2 separate regions of the Homo sapiens genome follow, and region 2 is linked to region 1. A link is an interaction called in ENCODE POLR2A ChIA-PET data of the cell type or tissue named here. Cell type or tissue: Panc1. All regions are shown on one strand. Each heading gives the region's core, and the rest is flanking DNA. Links, peaks and the distances in the headings are about the cores only.

Region 1 (8,277 bases), core at 1,047-6,046:
TGACTGCTTTTCAGATGGCTTCTGTGGGGAGGGAGCAGATTTTCCACTATCCATTTGTTCTTTGGGCATCTCCAGGAATAAACCCTAAGGTGGCACAAGTGTTACTTGACCGTGATTAAAACCTGCTGTGTACTGGCCGAGGCACAGGCTAGAAATTCTGAACTCCTGCTTTGCCACCAGCATGTTCTGTGATTGCGTTCTGATCATGAAGCTTCCCATAGGCTCTCTGGTGTATAAGGTGGAGGGGTAGAGTGGCCCATTTTTCTGAATTTTTAAGTACTGCAGCAGGAGGTATTGCACACATATGTGGGCACATGAGGATATGAGTTCATTTTGCTCAGACCAGACTGACTGGACAGAACCTCCCTTCTGTTCAACGGGATATTATCTCAACACTGTTGAGGTGAGGAGAGAAAGAGCATCTATCGCCTTCTGTGCAGCAGTGGTTTGCTTCGCTCTTGGGAGAGTTTGAGTGTAGCTGAAATATTGTGCTCTGAACTCCCATATAGATAACTAATCAATTGACTGTCTGGACCTCTGAAAGGGGAGTTGAAAGAGATTCTGATATGGGAGCTGCCATCTTCCTCTCCCCCAGCAAGAGATTGGATTTTCTCCTTTAAGCTCATGAGACTATACTGCAAGGAACTCCTAGGTGTGCAGAAGACAGAATAACACACTGGACCAAATAAATTGTTACGTGCAACCAATATGTAAATAAGGATCTCTCAGTTATGTCACAGAAAGAGCCTAGAACAAGCCAGGTCCTCCACTGGATTTGCAGACCTTTTGCCTTTGTGGAGAGGATTTTTGATGGTCAAGTAAAATCTTAGGAGAAGTTGTTTTTTGAGAGAAGATTTGGTTTAATGAAGAGGAGACAGCCACACATGGTAGATAGGGAAGTAACCCCTTGGACTTTCGTATATTACATGTAGAACCTTCTCCATTCACACACACTTCTTTGGACATTGCAGATGGGTGTTAGAATGAAATTGTTTTATATTCTGTTGTGTTTATCAGGGCACCCTTATTTTTTTCTTTTGATTCCTATTGGTGCCCGGTTGCCTTCCTGCCCCTTGCAGCATGGCGTGGCTCTGTAGTTCTGTGCTGAAGTGCTGGGTTGGAACCAGTTCGGCATTTGCCTGTTTACTGCTTCTCTACACATTACAGCTTCCTTCCTTCAGATAGTGTTTGAACAGACCGAAAACATGTTTTTGGATGTCATCCAGGGTTTGGCTTCTGCTTCCCAATAATGCCATAAAAATGCTCTGTCAAATAAATTCTCAGGAACTGAAAAGAACACATTCCCTGCTCCATATGATTGTCAGTAATGGAGGAAGGCTTCAGCTGACCACCTGGCTTGGTGCCCACGGCTTAGGAAAACCAAATCACACAACATCTCTTGGCAGTGCTTTCTAGCAATCAGAATTAATTCTCTGCATGTGATGGATGAGCTTTCCATTTAAGGGAATTTTCGCAGAGCATTTATCTCCACTGGGGCTTTTGGATTCCATAAAATATTATCTTTACTTATCCTGCCTGGTTGCCAATTAGCATACTATATGCTATGAAGTTTTTGAGTCCTAGGGTCAATTTTCTCTTCAGTAAGCTTCCAGAGTTAACCATGGAAAGAATACTTTGATTTGGGGTGTGTGTGTGTGTGTGTGTGTGTGTGTACGTATGCGTGCAAATGTGCTAAGAGGAATGCTTCCCTTTCCCAGCCTGGATATTATAACATCCTTATCATTCAGGGTCCCAGCTGGAAAGAGGTGGCACATTCAAATTAGGGAGGGTTTATTTACAAAGGGACCATTTTAAAAGGTGTGAATGTGTGGGGCAAAATGCTAGGGATAGTGTAGTAATCCAGTGGAGCTGTTACTACTCCTAGACCAGAAGAGAAGAAAGGAAGGGCCAATTACCAGAACCTAGAAGGAGAGAGGCAGATAGAGAAAGAAGTCTGCTTCCAGAGTGACCTTTGGTAGAGAGACTCATGTAGCCAGGCTAAGCAGCGTGTCAGGTGAGGCCATGCACTCTCCTCTTTCCCTCTCACTCCTGCCAGGGCTCCCCATTGGCTAAGCCCAATCAGAAACCTGAAGACAAGTGTCCTTTGACTTGATCCTCATAGGTCAGCCTCCTAGGGCAGAGAGCAGGACTGAGAAAGCAGCGTGGATTTGAAGGGCAAACAGAAGGTATCTGACACATCTCCCAATGTAGATAGGTGTCTAATTATTTCTAGGAGAGGCATAACAATCTCAGTAGGAAACTTAAACTCACTTTTATTTTTAAACAGTTTTATTGAGATATGATTGACATACAATGAACTGTACACACTTCAAGTATACAATTCGATAAACTTTGATAGGTATATACCTGTGAAACCATCACCACATCAAGATAGTGAACTTAACTATCATCCTCAAGATAAACCCACTTTAACTTAACACTTAAGATATTCCATGTGGTTCTTTTAGGAGGATGTGGAAAGAGATCATGCAGTAAAGCAATAGCAGGTGCAATTCCTAACTTACTAAAGTTATTGAAGTTAGTGAGTTACTGAATGAAGTTACTGCCCGGGGTTACAAAGCTCATAAGTGATAAAGCCAGGATGGGATTTAATCCTCTGAGCCTTATGCTATTCCACTTTAAATTATAAGGCAAATAAAATACTCACAAACACTTATAAAAATCATTTGTTAGCAACAAGTTTCTTGCTCTCCACCTTATAGCTGATGAAGGGACCAGCCGTGGCCTGGGTTGAGAACTGGCACTCTTACCTCCTGTGTCCCCAGAGCCTGTTTATTCTATAAATCAAGAGCTCCCAGGGCTGGGGAAGGCTGGTGTCTGGTGCAGAGTTGAATTTGAGACCCCAGTCCCACTTTCTACAAAGAAGAGCATCTCCCTGGCTAAGCCAGGACAAGGAGGCAGGAGGTGTTAAGTTTTAGGGAAGGGTGGGACTGGGTAGACAAGGAGGGATACCCTGTCATGCCGCAGCAGGGGCTACAGTGGCACCCACCAGCACAAGAGCTGTGACAGGGCCAAACTGGGTTCTGGGCGGGCCTTTTGAACTTGTCTAGTAAGCTCAGGTCTCAGGGCCTTTGAAGTTTTTATTCCTTAGGTCTGGATTGCTCTTACCCCGGATTTCTCCAAGTCTCACTGCCTCACTTTATTCTGGTCACTGCTCAAATATCTCCTCTTCAGAAAAGGTTTCTTTCTTTCTTTCTCTTTTTGAGACAGGGTCTTGCTCTGTTGCCCAGGCTGGAGTGCAGTGCAGTGGTATGATCACAGCTCACTGCAGCCTCGACCTCCCAGGCTCAAGTGATCCTCCCACCTCAGTCTCCTTGGTAGCTGGGACTACAGGCACAGGCCACCATGCCTTGCTAATTTTTTCTATTTTTATTTTTAGTAGAGATGAGATCATGGCATGTTGCCCAGGCTGGTCTGGAATTCCTGGAGTCAAGCTAGCCTCCTGCCTTAGCCTCCCAAAGTGTTGGGATTGTAGGGATAAGCCACCCCGCCTGGCCCAGAGAAGCTTTCTTTTGCCACTCTATCACAAGTGCCACCTCTGTCACTGTCTCCCTCTCCTTCTTTACTTTTCCTCATGGCAATGATCACTGTTGGACATTAGAGTATCAGTTCTCAAACTTTTTGGTCTTAGGGTTTTGCACTTGCTTAAAAATTATTGAGGACCCCAGGGAGCATAGATTTAAATGGGTTGTTACCATTCAAAATTTGCCCCATAAGTTAAAACAAATTATAAATTTTTTTATTCAATGAAAAATAGTAATAAACCCACTATATTAACATAAATAACTTATGAAAAAAGCTCTATTTTTCAAAACCAAATAGTTAAGTGAGAAGAATGGCATTGTTTTATATTTTTTGTACATCTTTTCTACTAATAGAAGTTTGCTAGGTTGTTGTATCTGCTTCTGCATTTAACCTGTTATGATATATTATTTTTAGTAAAAGTTGAAGAAAAATCTGGCCCCACAAAGATGTGTAGTTGGAAAAGGGAGGGCTATTTTAATATCCTTTTCATATAATTGTGGGTATTCTACTCAATATTACACCAAAAGTTAAGAAGTGGTCATTGCTTAAAGTTTAGTTGCTGTATGGACCTTATGCCCTGGGCATACTTGTGTGAGCCACTCCCAAGCAGCAGTCAGATGGCCGCTTTTTATAAGAAAAAGTTGAACACTCTCTTTTGAGATAATGATTTACATAAAGTAGAATAAAAAATGCAATAATCGTTTTATTATACTGTTAAATAACTCAGCCAGGCACGGTGGCTTAAGCCTGTAATCCCAACACATTGGGAGGCCAAGGCAGGCAGATCACCTGAGGTCAGGAGTTCGAGACCAGCCTGGCCAACATGGTGAAACCCCGTCTCTACTAAAAATACAAATAAATTAGTTAGGTATGGTGGTGGGCGCCTGTAATCCCAGCTACTCAGGAGGCTGAGGCAGGAGAATCACTTGAACCTGGGAGGTGGAGGTTGCAATGAGCCAAGATTGCGCCATTGCACTCCAGCCTGGGCAACAAGAGTGAAACTCCATCTCAAAACAAAAACAAAAACAAAACCACTTGTAAAAAAATCACCAAGTTTTCGAAGATTACAGAAGTGTCTTCTAATCAAACACCAACTTCTTGTGTGCCCAAAATTGGAACGCTTTTTTCTTGTTAGATTCACACCACATATTATTGCTACTTTTTTTGAGGCAAAAAGTAACAAGTTAATGGTTTCTAACATAGTGCCTTGATAAATATTGAAAATATCTGTTCGTTGGAATGGTTTTATTTGTCTTTCAAATCCTGTTTATGTCCACTACTTCATTTGAATAAGAGAATTCTGCCTTTCAGAAATATCCTCAAGCCAGTACAGGAATAGAGTTAAACATCCAAGTCAACAGATATGATCAGTAAGGTAGAAGGCCATTTTATCTGCTTGTTCACAATATTTCAATGTCATTAATCTATAATTTTATGTTTATCTCTGTAAGATCCGTACAGGTTTACAGCACCAAATAATCTGGCCCTGTCAGCCCAGCTGTGTTCCTCTGGATGAAAAACTCCTGCCCCAGCTCCTAAAAGAAGCAGGTTATACTACCCATATGGTCGGAAAATGGCACCTGGGAATGTACCGGAAAGAATGCCTTCCAACCCGCCGAGGATTTGATACCTACTTTGGTAATGGAAATGCACATGTTTCTTTAACAACTTAGACTAACTGCAGCCATCTCATAAAACACACCCAAGTGCAATCAAATGAAAGAACTGGATATTTGAACACAGAGTGAATCAGTCGGCACTGTAATGGGGCTGCTTTCTAATGTTACCTCTGTAAACAGGGCTCTGTGCTGACCTTATGGTGGGCAAACCCATTACCTTTGTTGGAGTTCTAAATGCCACCTTAGGGCCTTGCAAGAGTTTACTATCCACGTTGGAGACCGCTGTACTCTCAGAGACCCTTATTACCAAAAAGGGATATGGATTGATTTTTTATTTTTTTAATGCCTGGCAAAACCTAATGTAAGAATATTTCCAGGCTGGGTGCGGTGGCTCACGCCTGTAATCCCAGCACTTTGGGAGGCCGAAGCAGGCGGATCACGAGGTCAGGAGATGGAGACCATCCTGACTAACACGGTGAAACTCTGTCTCTACTAAAAATACAAAAAAATTAACCGGGCATGGTGGCACTTGCCCATAGTCCCAGCTACTCAGGAGGCTGAGGCAGGAGAATGGGCATGAACCCAGGAGGTGGAGCTTGCAGTGAGCCGAGATCATGCCACTGCACTCTAGCCTGGGCAACAGAGCAAGACTCTGTCTCAAAAATAATAATAATAATAATAATAATAATAATAATAATAATAATAATAAAATAAAAAATGAATATTTCCTTCACAAAGGTTTGGTGTGTTTTTTTCTCCCTGTGGAATGTATTCACAATTTTTCCTTTTTTTTTGAAGGGGGTGGGGGAAGACTCTTCCATTGGCATTCTTCCACCTGTGAAATCTGTTTTTGCAATCACAAAGTTGGGGAAGATAGGTTTTAAAAAACAAAGGAAAATGAGGAGGCCAAATAAATGGTAATAAGAAGGATAATAAGAAATAATAATAAGTATTTTATAAACTTGATAGCCCTATGAAACTAAATGTGAAACCTAGAGTTTGTTTTAAAATATGCCCTCTTTAAACCTGTAATAACCTGTGCCTGAATTAATAACCTGTGTATCTTGCCAGTAGCTATATATCTTTCTTTCAAGTTCTTTTTATAGTGAGCTATCTGTTTAGCTATTTAGCTACCTACCTACCTCCCATCTGTTCATTTATTTATTTACAACCCTCCGTAGCCAAAAAGGAACACATATTGAACATAGAAAGTTTAAACAGGATTAAATAATCAGGATGAGTAGAAAAAGATGGAATAGGTTAATGGCATCAAATTACAGAAAAGTTGCATGGCTCTAGGCTGTCTTCATATTCATCTCTGATATTTGAAATTTCTTTTTTTTTTTTTTTTATATACGGAGTCTCGCTCTGTTGCCCAGGCTGGAGTGCTGTGTCATGATCTCGGCTCACTGCAACCTCCGCCTCCCGGGTTCAAGCAGTTCTCCTGCCTCAGCCTCCTGAGTAGCTGGGATTATAGGTGTGTGCCACCACGCTCAGCTAATTTTTATATTTTTAGTAGAGATAGGGTTTCACCATGTTGGTCAGGCTGGTCTCGAACTCCTGACCTCGTGACCCACCCATCTTGGCCTCCCAAAGTGCTGGGATTACAGGTGTGAGCCACCGCGCCCAGCCTGAGATTTGAAATTTATTTGTCCGAAGAGGGAGAAAGAAAGGAAAAGACTATAAGAGTTACATTATTTACAAGATAAATGGAAACCAGATGTTCAGGAAAAGCAAAAGCATTTTCTGGCTCTTAGGCCTGACAGAAATTTCTCCTTTGGGAGAAGGAGAAGGTAAGGTGGACAACATCTTTAAAAATGTCATTTTAATAATACGTTAGGTGGTTTTCTTGTAGATGTTTTGAGGTATTTTCTTCTGTTCAAGCTAGGGCCAGAGCACCAAAGTGCAATTCAGTAAAAGTAATTATATGGGGGCCAAAACAATGCAGCTGAAGCACATGGCTCTGTAATGCCTCATTGGATTCAGGGTTAAAATCAAGATGCAAGGATGTCAGACAGGAGGGTGTGTGTGCCCCACTCTCATCCAGGTCCACCAGCAGACCTCACTACTCAATCTTAGCTTTTTTTTTTTTTTTTTTAAATGGACCCGGATGTATTCTCAGTACCTCAAATAGCTGTTAAAATTAGACTTGATGTAAGATCACTTTGTCATCTTGGAAATTCTAGAGGAGCAAACAGCCTGTACATCCTTAGAAATTTTTCAATCAGGCCTTTGCTAAAAGATGAGTCAATATCTATACTCTGGGAAGAGGATGGGCTGTAGATATTTTGAATTGTTTATTAAAACCAAGTTAGGTACTTAAAAATTCAGCTGGACAGAAGGTAGAAATGATATCCTTTTATGAGAATTAAGAAGCCTAACCTGGATTTAGATGAACACACACCCCAAATTCATTTGAAGGGAGACTTGCAGCCAAGAAGGTTATGATGACCACACAGCTCTTCTCACTGTTACATCTCAGCTCTTTTGCTAAAAATCAGGTGATGGTGGGATAGTTGCACAAGCCTGTGAATACACTAGAAACCAATGTCTTTTACACTTTAAATGAGTGACTTGTGTGGTATGTGAATTATATCTCAATGCAGCTGGTACATAAAGCATCAGAGAAGATTTGGTTGTTCAAGAAGCATTTTCTATTTTTTTCCCCCAAAAGCATAGGCTGCCATCATCTTTAGGCTCAGTATTGAAGTTCAAATTTGTGAATCATTATTATGAAGAAAAGCTTCATGTGATTGTCACATGGTTGCTTGGTATTAGTTTTGCCAAGTATGTGAATAGTTTTATTTCTGGAATTCTCCTATCTGTATTATCTTTTAAATATTTGTAGTTCATGCCTTTGCTAATGAAGTGTATCTGTCCTATATTCTGCTAACTGATAGAAAGCAGCTCACACTTAACAGTTAAAGAACCTGAAGTGATTTCCTCAAGCTTTAATGCCCAGTAGTTATTAAAAACCTTAAATAGACCTCCAGTGTTCTGACATTCTAATCACCCATGTAAGGGCTGAAATTATTTTTATGGATACATTTCTTTCTCTGTTACACATTAATTAACAAGTACTTTGTATTTCGTTTTCCATTATATACATAGG
Region 2 (8,277 bases), core at 2,000-6,999, 200 kb before region 1:
ATTTCTTTCCGTGATTTTATGTATCATAATGATTAATTAACTATATAATTTCTTTTTATGTTTATTATAATTTACGTCACTATACCCCTAATATTTATCTCTAATATAGTTTGGGGAAATTCAGCTGGTAATGCTATAAGAAAAATTTGGGAATATGTAGCTTACTCATTTTGTTAAATTATTTCTGGAGGATAGCTTTTCATAAGAAATATTATTGAATCTAAGACTTTGAGAGTGGGATATGGAGATGTGTGTGACTGCAGTCCCAGCTACTTGGGCGACTGAGGCAGGACGATTGCTTGAGCCCAAGAGCTCGAGGCTGTAGTGTGCAATGATTGTGCCTGTGAACAGCTGTTGCAGTCCAGTCAAGCCTAGGCAACACAGCAAGACTCAGTCTCAAAAAAAATGCTTTGAACAATTTTATGATTGTTGATATATTTTGCAATATTGTTTTCCAAACATACCTGTACCATCTCTAGATTAATGCGAGATTGTTTTGTTTCACGGGAGGACAAACACTGGAAAGAGTTCCTGGAATTGAATCTGTTTAAAAATAGACTAAAGCCAGGCCTGGTGGCCTGTGCCTGTAATCTCAGCTACTGGGAGGCTTTGAAGCCGGAGGATCACTTGAGCTCAGGAGTTTAAGACCGGCCTGGGCAATATAGTGAGACCCTGTCTGAAAAAAAAGAAGAAAAAAAAAAGAAAATAGACTAATGTGCAAAGCTAAATAAAATAGCAAATGCACAATAAATAGCAAACACTTTGAGTAATAAACTGATTTCAGATGTGATCTAACAAGGATAATTGAAAATCCCATCCTCAAGTTGCCTAACCTTTTTACTAAACCTCAATCTTTTTATCTGTAAAATGGGAGTAATAATAGGCCAGGTATGGTGGCTCACGCCTGTAATCCCAGCACTTTGGGAGGCCAAGGCGGGCGGATCACCTGAGGTCAGGAGTTCAAGACCAGCCTGGTCAACGTGGTGAAACCCCATCTCCACTAAAAATACAAAAATTAGCCAGGCGTACTGGTGCATGCCTTTAGTCCCAGTTACTCTGGAGGCTGAGGCAGGAGAACCACTTGAACCCTGGAGGCAGGGGTTGCAGTGAGCTGAGATCGCGCCACTGCACTCCAGTCTGGGTGACAGAGCAAGACTCCGTCTCAAATAATAATAATCATACTAACAATGAGCAGCACAACAACATTTTTACAGTTTTTATCATATGCTAGGCACTGTTCTAAACACTTTACATACACTGGCATTTAATTTTCATAATCCTACTAGGTAGACCTTATTATTATGTTTATCCCTATTTTGTATTGTTGAGGAACTGAGGCATAGACAGGTTAAATGACTTGTCCAATGATTACAGCTAATAAATGGCAGAGTTGGAATTCTAACTCAGACAATCTGGTTCCAGAGTTTATGCTCATAATCACTAAATAAATAAGATAGTTCATATAAAAACACCCAGTCCAATACTTAGCATATAGTAAGTATTCAATAAATGCTTGCTATTATTATTATAATGTATTTTTTAAAAACCCAACTAAACTAGTAAAGGGAGTGGCAGAATTGATTTAAAAGCTCTACAAAACAGAGTCAATGAGTGCAAGTTTCAGCAAAGTAAATTTTGGCTCAGTGGCGGTAGTTTGCATTGGGATGCTGGATATAAACAAGGAGAGGCTGAATAACCACTTGTCAAGAACTTTGTAGAATAGATTTCTTCATCAAGTGGGTAGCTGAACTGGATGACCTCTAAGGCACTTTCCAACTTTGTATAGAGTTCTGTGATTCTAGGCCAGAATCTTTTCTTTTTCCATACAGTAAAGCTTCATTTTTTTTTTTTTAACACTAGGTTTGGTTTACCAACTTTGTTGATGTTATTGTCATTTTAATTGTCTGAATCATTTGCCAAGGAGATTGTGTCTTTGTAGCATGCGTTAAGTCTTTGGCAGTCTCTCCTGTTGTAATATTTGATGTGTTACAACACCTGAACATTATAATGATAGGTTCTGGGGAAACTGACATGTAAACATGTAAGTAACTATGCAGTGGTGGTCAGCCGTCCCAGGCAGGGTTCTTCAGGATTACTGTCACTTGGCTGAATATCATTTGGAGTCTGTCGTCTTTATCCAGATAACTTGTAGGCCCATGAAATAATCATGGGGGGCTTAAAATTAACATTAAAAATTATGGGATTATGATTGTGGATGAGAGTTCATGTCACATTTATAACAACATTGTTCGCAAGTGACTCAGGGAAATTTCGGTGAGTTTCCTGCTGGGAAGGGGAATTGCTCCCTTGATGGAAGTAATAGTTTTGCTCAAGTCATGGGAAGCTCCTCTTGATCCCATAATTTGTCTTCCCTTTGGATTTTAGTCTAGGCAATTATTTGTCTTTACCATTACATCTTGAGCAGTCCTTCAGGATAATGCACAATTTTACCATCAACTTTATGTCATTTCTCCAAGAGGGGTGATTTAAAGGGCACAGCTAATTCTGTTACAAAAATGTTGATGATGGAATCTAGATCAAATGTACCAGACTGACTCAGAGTAGGTGCTAGAAAACAGTTTCTTCTTGGCTATGTTTTTGTCTTTGGTCTAATGTTTTACAGTGTGTGCGTGTGCGTGTGTGTGTGTGTGGTTGTTTTTTTTGTTTTTTTTTTTGAGACAGAGTTTTGCTCTTGTTGCCCAGGCTGGAGTGCAATGGCACGATCTCCGCTCACCGCAACCTCCGCCTCCCAGGTTCAAGAGATTCTCCTGTCTCAGCCTCCCTAGTAGCTGGGATTACAGGCATGTGCCACCACACCCGGCTAATTTTGTATTTTTAGTAGAGACGGGGTTTCTCCATGTTGGTCAGGATGGTCTCGAACACCCAACCTCAGTTGATCCCCCTGCCTCGACCTCCCAAAGTGCTGGGATTACAGGCATGAGCCACTGTGCCTGGCTACAGTGTTCTTAATGTAACTAAACCAATGTAACTAAACACTGGTTTTGTTACTATGGAGACAGATTAAAATAGACATGGAGCTTTAGGTATCAAACTGTCAATAAATTTACTATGTAAAAAATGGAAAGTAGAATCAGAAGGAAGGCCAGACAAAGGTTTTCAAAGCAATGTTAGGAGATTTAATCTATAATATAGTAGGAAATGAGAAGGCCAGGGAGCAGAGAGACCTTTAGACATTGGATCCTCAAAAATCTTAAGATAAGAAGTTTGAAATGATTATTTTTGAATCACTATCACTGAGACACGTAATCTGCCTTATAAGGAAAATAATCTCTTTTTCTTTGGTGAGATTTGATTATTTTCAACATTAGTAATAATTATCCTAAAACAACAGTTGTTACATGCTGACTTTTCATTAATAATGGTACTTTTCAATTTATGTATCCATGCATATACACTGTGGTTTGTTTTGTTTTTTTTTTGTTTTTTTTTTTTTGAGACAGAGTCTAGCTCTGTCACCCAGGCTGGAGTGCAGTGTTGCGATCCTGGTTCACTGCAACCCCCTGGTCTCCTGGGTTGAAGCGATTCTCCTGCCTCAGCCTCCCGTGTAGCTGGGATTACAGGCACCCACCACCACACCTGGCTAATTTTTGTGTTTTTAGTAGAGACGATGTTTCGCCATGTTGGCCAGGCTGGTCTTGAATTCCTGACCTCAAGTGATCTGCCCACCTCGGCCTCCCAAAGTGCTGGGATTACAGGCATGAGCCACTGAGCCCAGCCTCCTGGGTTTAACTTAGAAACATTGTCACTCAAATTTTAAAAATGAACAAATGCCATTTAATTTTGAGGAAACAAAAATTGGCTTTGTAAACTGACCAACTAATAAACAATTATGAGCATACATTTGGAGCATTTTGCTTTTGGGAACTTCAAAGAAGGTGGCAAACTGTCAGTAATTACAGGCATCATTATCCTTGTGTTATTCATAATGAATCAAATAGAATGAGGGCGGTGCCTCCAGTCACGCAGGAAACTTGAGCTGGAACCCTCAAGACGTGAATGACAACACTAGGGCAATTAGAATCAAGGCTTTTTTAGAATGTAAGTAGCACTACTTACAGGAACATTGTTATTTACATACACAAAGTAAATATTGAAAGATTGGCTTAGGCTAAAAATACTCCAGGTGAGGTTGTAGGACTGGATACTGAAAGAATGAGTTCATATTGTGGGCTTTCTTTTTTTTTTTTGAGACAGAGTCTTGCACTGTCACCCAGGCTGGAGTGCAGTGGCGTCATCTCCGCTCACTGCAACCTCTGTCTCCTGGGTTCAAGCGATTCTCCTGCCTCAGCATCCTAAGTAGCTGGGATTATAGGCACCCACCACCATGCCCGACTAATTTTTTGTATTTTTAGTAGAGACGGGATTTCACTATATAGGCCAGACTGGTCTTGAACTCCTGACCTCGTGAACCACCCGCCTCGGCTTCCCAAAGTGCTGGGATTACAGATGTGAGCCACCACGCCCGGCCTTGTGGGCTTTCGAAATAGAAAAATACTTTTTTCTCATGTTTATTTACGATTAAAGCCATTTTTTAATTCAAGACACATAGGCAAACGTAATTTAGAAGAGAGTTAACCAAAAGTTTGTCCAAGAAATGACAAATGTAGATTATAGCCAAGTACATGTCTCAATTTATAATATTACAATCTTAGGCAAATTATACTTTGCTACATTTTAGCCATCTTATAGGTATTATATTTGAAAATTATTTTGACATGCTCTGTTTTGTGTAACTTTTTTTTAAAAAGTATCCTGGGCAAGGCAATTTATGTATCATCTATAAAACATGGCAAAGTAATTCAATTTAGAATATTTTTCTGGTAGGTCAGTCGAACAAATAAAACTTTCCTATAGATCAAGAAGTTGCCATTGGTCTTCCTGCCCATAGTAAAGCCTTGAATAGAGCCAAGGTGCTTTATTTGGAAAGGAATGAAGGAAGTGTCTCTCCTCTGCCAGGGAAGGAAGCCCACAGTGATTGAGGCAGTTTGAATCTATGCTTTCTATTTTAAAAAGTTCTTCTTGTATAGGCATTTCTCTTTGCCTTTGACACTTTCTGTTGTGGGATAATCCTGCCAGAGTGTTACTTGGAAGAATATATCTATATATCTATATCTATCTATCTATCTATCTATCTATCTATCTATCTATCTAAAATAGATATATCTGTGGGTTTTTTGTTTTGTTTTTTTTATAAAAAGCCTCCAGTGGGATATATCTATATCTATATCTATGTGTGTGTGTGTGTGTGTGTGTGTGTGTGTGTGTGTGTGTGTGTTTTAATGCAGGGAAGGCTGCTCTATAAACATGACAAATGTATGGCATCATTCATTCCATTAAAAGAAAAAAGACAAGTGTGCTGTGGAAATCTTGATATTCTTTGGTTGAGTCCTGAGGATCAAGGCTGAGGAATGTGACACCAGTGAGCTCAGCAGCCTGCATGCAGCAATAGTGAAGAGAAATCTGGCCAGTGGGGCAAAACTTCCCTATCAACCTCATGGCAGCCTGACCCTGCAGACTCCTGTCTCCCAGCCCACCCCTCTAGTCAGCTCCCATTTCGGGGCTGCTTATGCACCTATGAGGAAATAACAGGTTTCTCCTCTGCTCATTTTATTAAGGTGGCATAAATTTCTCCTATGAACAGACTCTTCCAAAGAGTAGGGAAACTCTTCATTAAATGCTCGTGCAACTCGACAAACCGTGTAGGTGGCTTGATACTCTACTGGCTAGAATTCAGGCCTGAATCAAAGGACTGGGAGCTGGAGGGAACTTTAAGGACTTAAAAAAATCCAATCTCCTTGATTTACACATGAAGAACTGAGACCCTGTTACAGCCACAGAGTCAATTAGTGGCAGAGAAATGGGACAGGAATGGAGTGTCTTGACCAGGATTCTTGTAAATAAAAGAGCAACTGATTATCTCAGAAGAGCTGAGAGTGCTGCCTCCAGGCCTATGCACATTCCTATGTGTAGTAACTAAGCAATCTTGGTAGGAAACATAATTTTAGATGGGTTGATTTGGGGCTTCATATTTAAAGAAATGAATTGTGAGCCTGTCATGTGCAAACAGTGCCAAACAATTCTCTTCGCACTGTTTTATAAAACAATCATACGCCCCACAGCTTTTCCTTATTGGGATGTGTCCTTAAGCGAACTCACGCAGATTAAACATTTCATCTTCTATCCCTTTGAGTGTCTCACTCACACACTGTGGAAACTAAACTTGAAATCCTGAATTATCTGTACAGTATTTAAAGATAATTCCTTTTCTAGAAGATATTCTTTTTTTTTTTTTTAAGAGACTGAGTCTCTCTATGTTGCCCAGGCTGGTCTCAAACTCCTGGGCTAAAGCGATCCTCCTGCCTTGGCCTCCCAAAGTCCTAGGATCACAAATATGAGCCATCATGCCCAGCTCCTAGAACATATTATTTATCTTCACCTTAAGACTAGACAGTTGGTTATATATAGTGGGAAGCCCTGTACTTTGTTTTCCAAGGCATCCTACCCAACTAACAAGTTGGAAATTCTTGCAACTCTGTCTTTCATTTTGTCTGATATGTTTTGTGTGGTCATAGTAAATTTACACAAAGCAAAATATGTTCAGGAAGCAGGAACAGACAAAAAGAAACACTTTAGTACTGGCATCCTAGCAGCAAATTACGTTGCTTTGGTCCTGCTCTCCATAAATACATAGAAAGGCAGGTTGCAGATATTGGCTCTATGAAAATCATAAAGCAGATGAATTTTTACAAAATTGTGAACCTATTATCTGCCAGGCATTTTTCATATGTTCTTTCATTCTAGAAAATGTTTTATTTTTCTGCTGGTTGATATCTGTCATAAAAACTTATTCTTGGAAAAGGATTTTATGTTGGTTATTTATATTTTAACTTATGCATTTATTTACTCAGTAAATATTTTTTGACCACTTCTATGTACCAGACACTATGCTAGGTGTTTGGATGCAGTGGGGAGAAAAAAAACTGCACATGATCCATGACTTTATGGCTTAGACTAGTGAGGGAGATGATATAATAACACATATATATGTGTCAGATTCCAACTTGATGAGCACTATGAAGGACTGTACAAAGTACTAGGAGATAGGAATTTGACCTGGTGATAAAAGCCAATAAAAGCTTCTCTGGGAAACTGATGCTTGAGCAGAAATGTGGAGGAGTTGGAGTTATTAAGGAGGGAATAGTGTTTTAAGTCAAGAAAACAGTATATAGCAAAGTTTCTGTGATAGTGGAGGTCAAGGAGTATAATATGTATTAAAAATTTTGCAGGCCGGGTGCGGTGGCCCACGCCTGTAATCCCAGCACTCTGGGAGGCCGAGGCAGGGAGATCACCTGAGGTCAGGAGTTCGAGACCAGCCTGGCCAACATGGTGAAACCCTGTCTCTATTAAAAATACAAAAATTAGCCAGGCATGGTGGCGGGCACCTATACTTCCAGCTACTTGGGAGGCTGACACAGGAGGACTGCTTGAACCCGGGAATTGGAAGTTGCAATGAGCCAAGACTGCGCCATTGCACTCCAGCCTGGGCAACAAGAGTGAAACTCCATCTCAAAACAACAACAACAACAACAAATTTTGCAGCTGGTCTGAGTGCAGTGGTGTTTACAACTAATTGATCACAACCAGTTACAGATTTCTTTGTTCCTTCTCCACTCCCACTGCTTCACTTGACTAACCTTTGAAAAACATGAGCTTTTGCTCTAATATGTTATATAGGTGTGGCTGGGGTTAGAAGGGCTCTAGATAGACTGGTTAGGAGGTTATTAAATTAGACAAAGTTTGGCTGAATGATATGGAGAAGATGGAAGACACTGGAGAGTTCTGACAGAATTGAGGGATGGTGTGGGCATGGAGGAGAGAGAGAGCTGTCATGGATGACTTCTGCCTTTCAGGCTTGTTCAACCAGATGACTAGCTCACTGGGATACGGGACCATAGAAACCAAGTTAGGAGTATCAGTGAGTGTGGGGAGTGGGGAGAGCATGAACTCATGTTAAGTTTGGATGGCTTTGAGAATCCCAGGAGGACAAGGCAAGTTGTGAGTTGTATAATCGAGTTTGAAACCTGAGGACACAGAGCCTTGCACTGGAGATATAAATTTGTGAGTCCTCTCTGTGTGGATGGTGATGAAGAAATTGAATAGAGCACCTGGGAAGATAATATTTTATAATGAATTTAAATAAATGTTTTTGCTTTCCTTTGAGGATGTGTCTTTTAAGCTTTGTCTCCAAGTACAGCA

The links. Peaks named below come from ENCODE experiments on the same cell type or tissue, not always from the same donor. Only the 100,000 strongest peaks of a DNase experiment are listed, where the experiment ranks them.
Region 2: POLR2A ChIA-PET joins it to region 1 with 7 read pairs; 2 of 35 experiments call an interaction of 5 or more read pairs at or near these places.

The regions. Positions count from the first base shown.
Region 1 is chr5:78,965,913-78,974,189 of GRCh38, reverse strand. It overlaps ARSB (arylsulfatase B), which reads left to right. Exons shown (of 8, transcript NM_000046.5): 2 at 4,998-5,184. Among named protein-coding and RNA genes, the nearest start is that of ARSB, 15 kb to the left of the region's middle. In Panc1, for the core only: no CTCF peak of the experiment used is centred there; no DNase peak of the experiment used is centred there.
Region 2 is chr5:79,169,677-79,177,953 of GRCh38, reverse strand. It overlaps the pseudogene RNY3P1. Among named protein-coding and RNA genes, the nearest start is that of BHMT, 62 kb to the right of the region's middle. In Panc1, for the core only: no CTCF peak of the experiment used is centred there; a DNase peak (open chromatin) is centred at 3,888.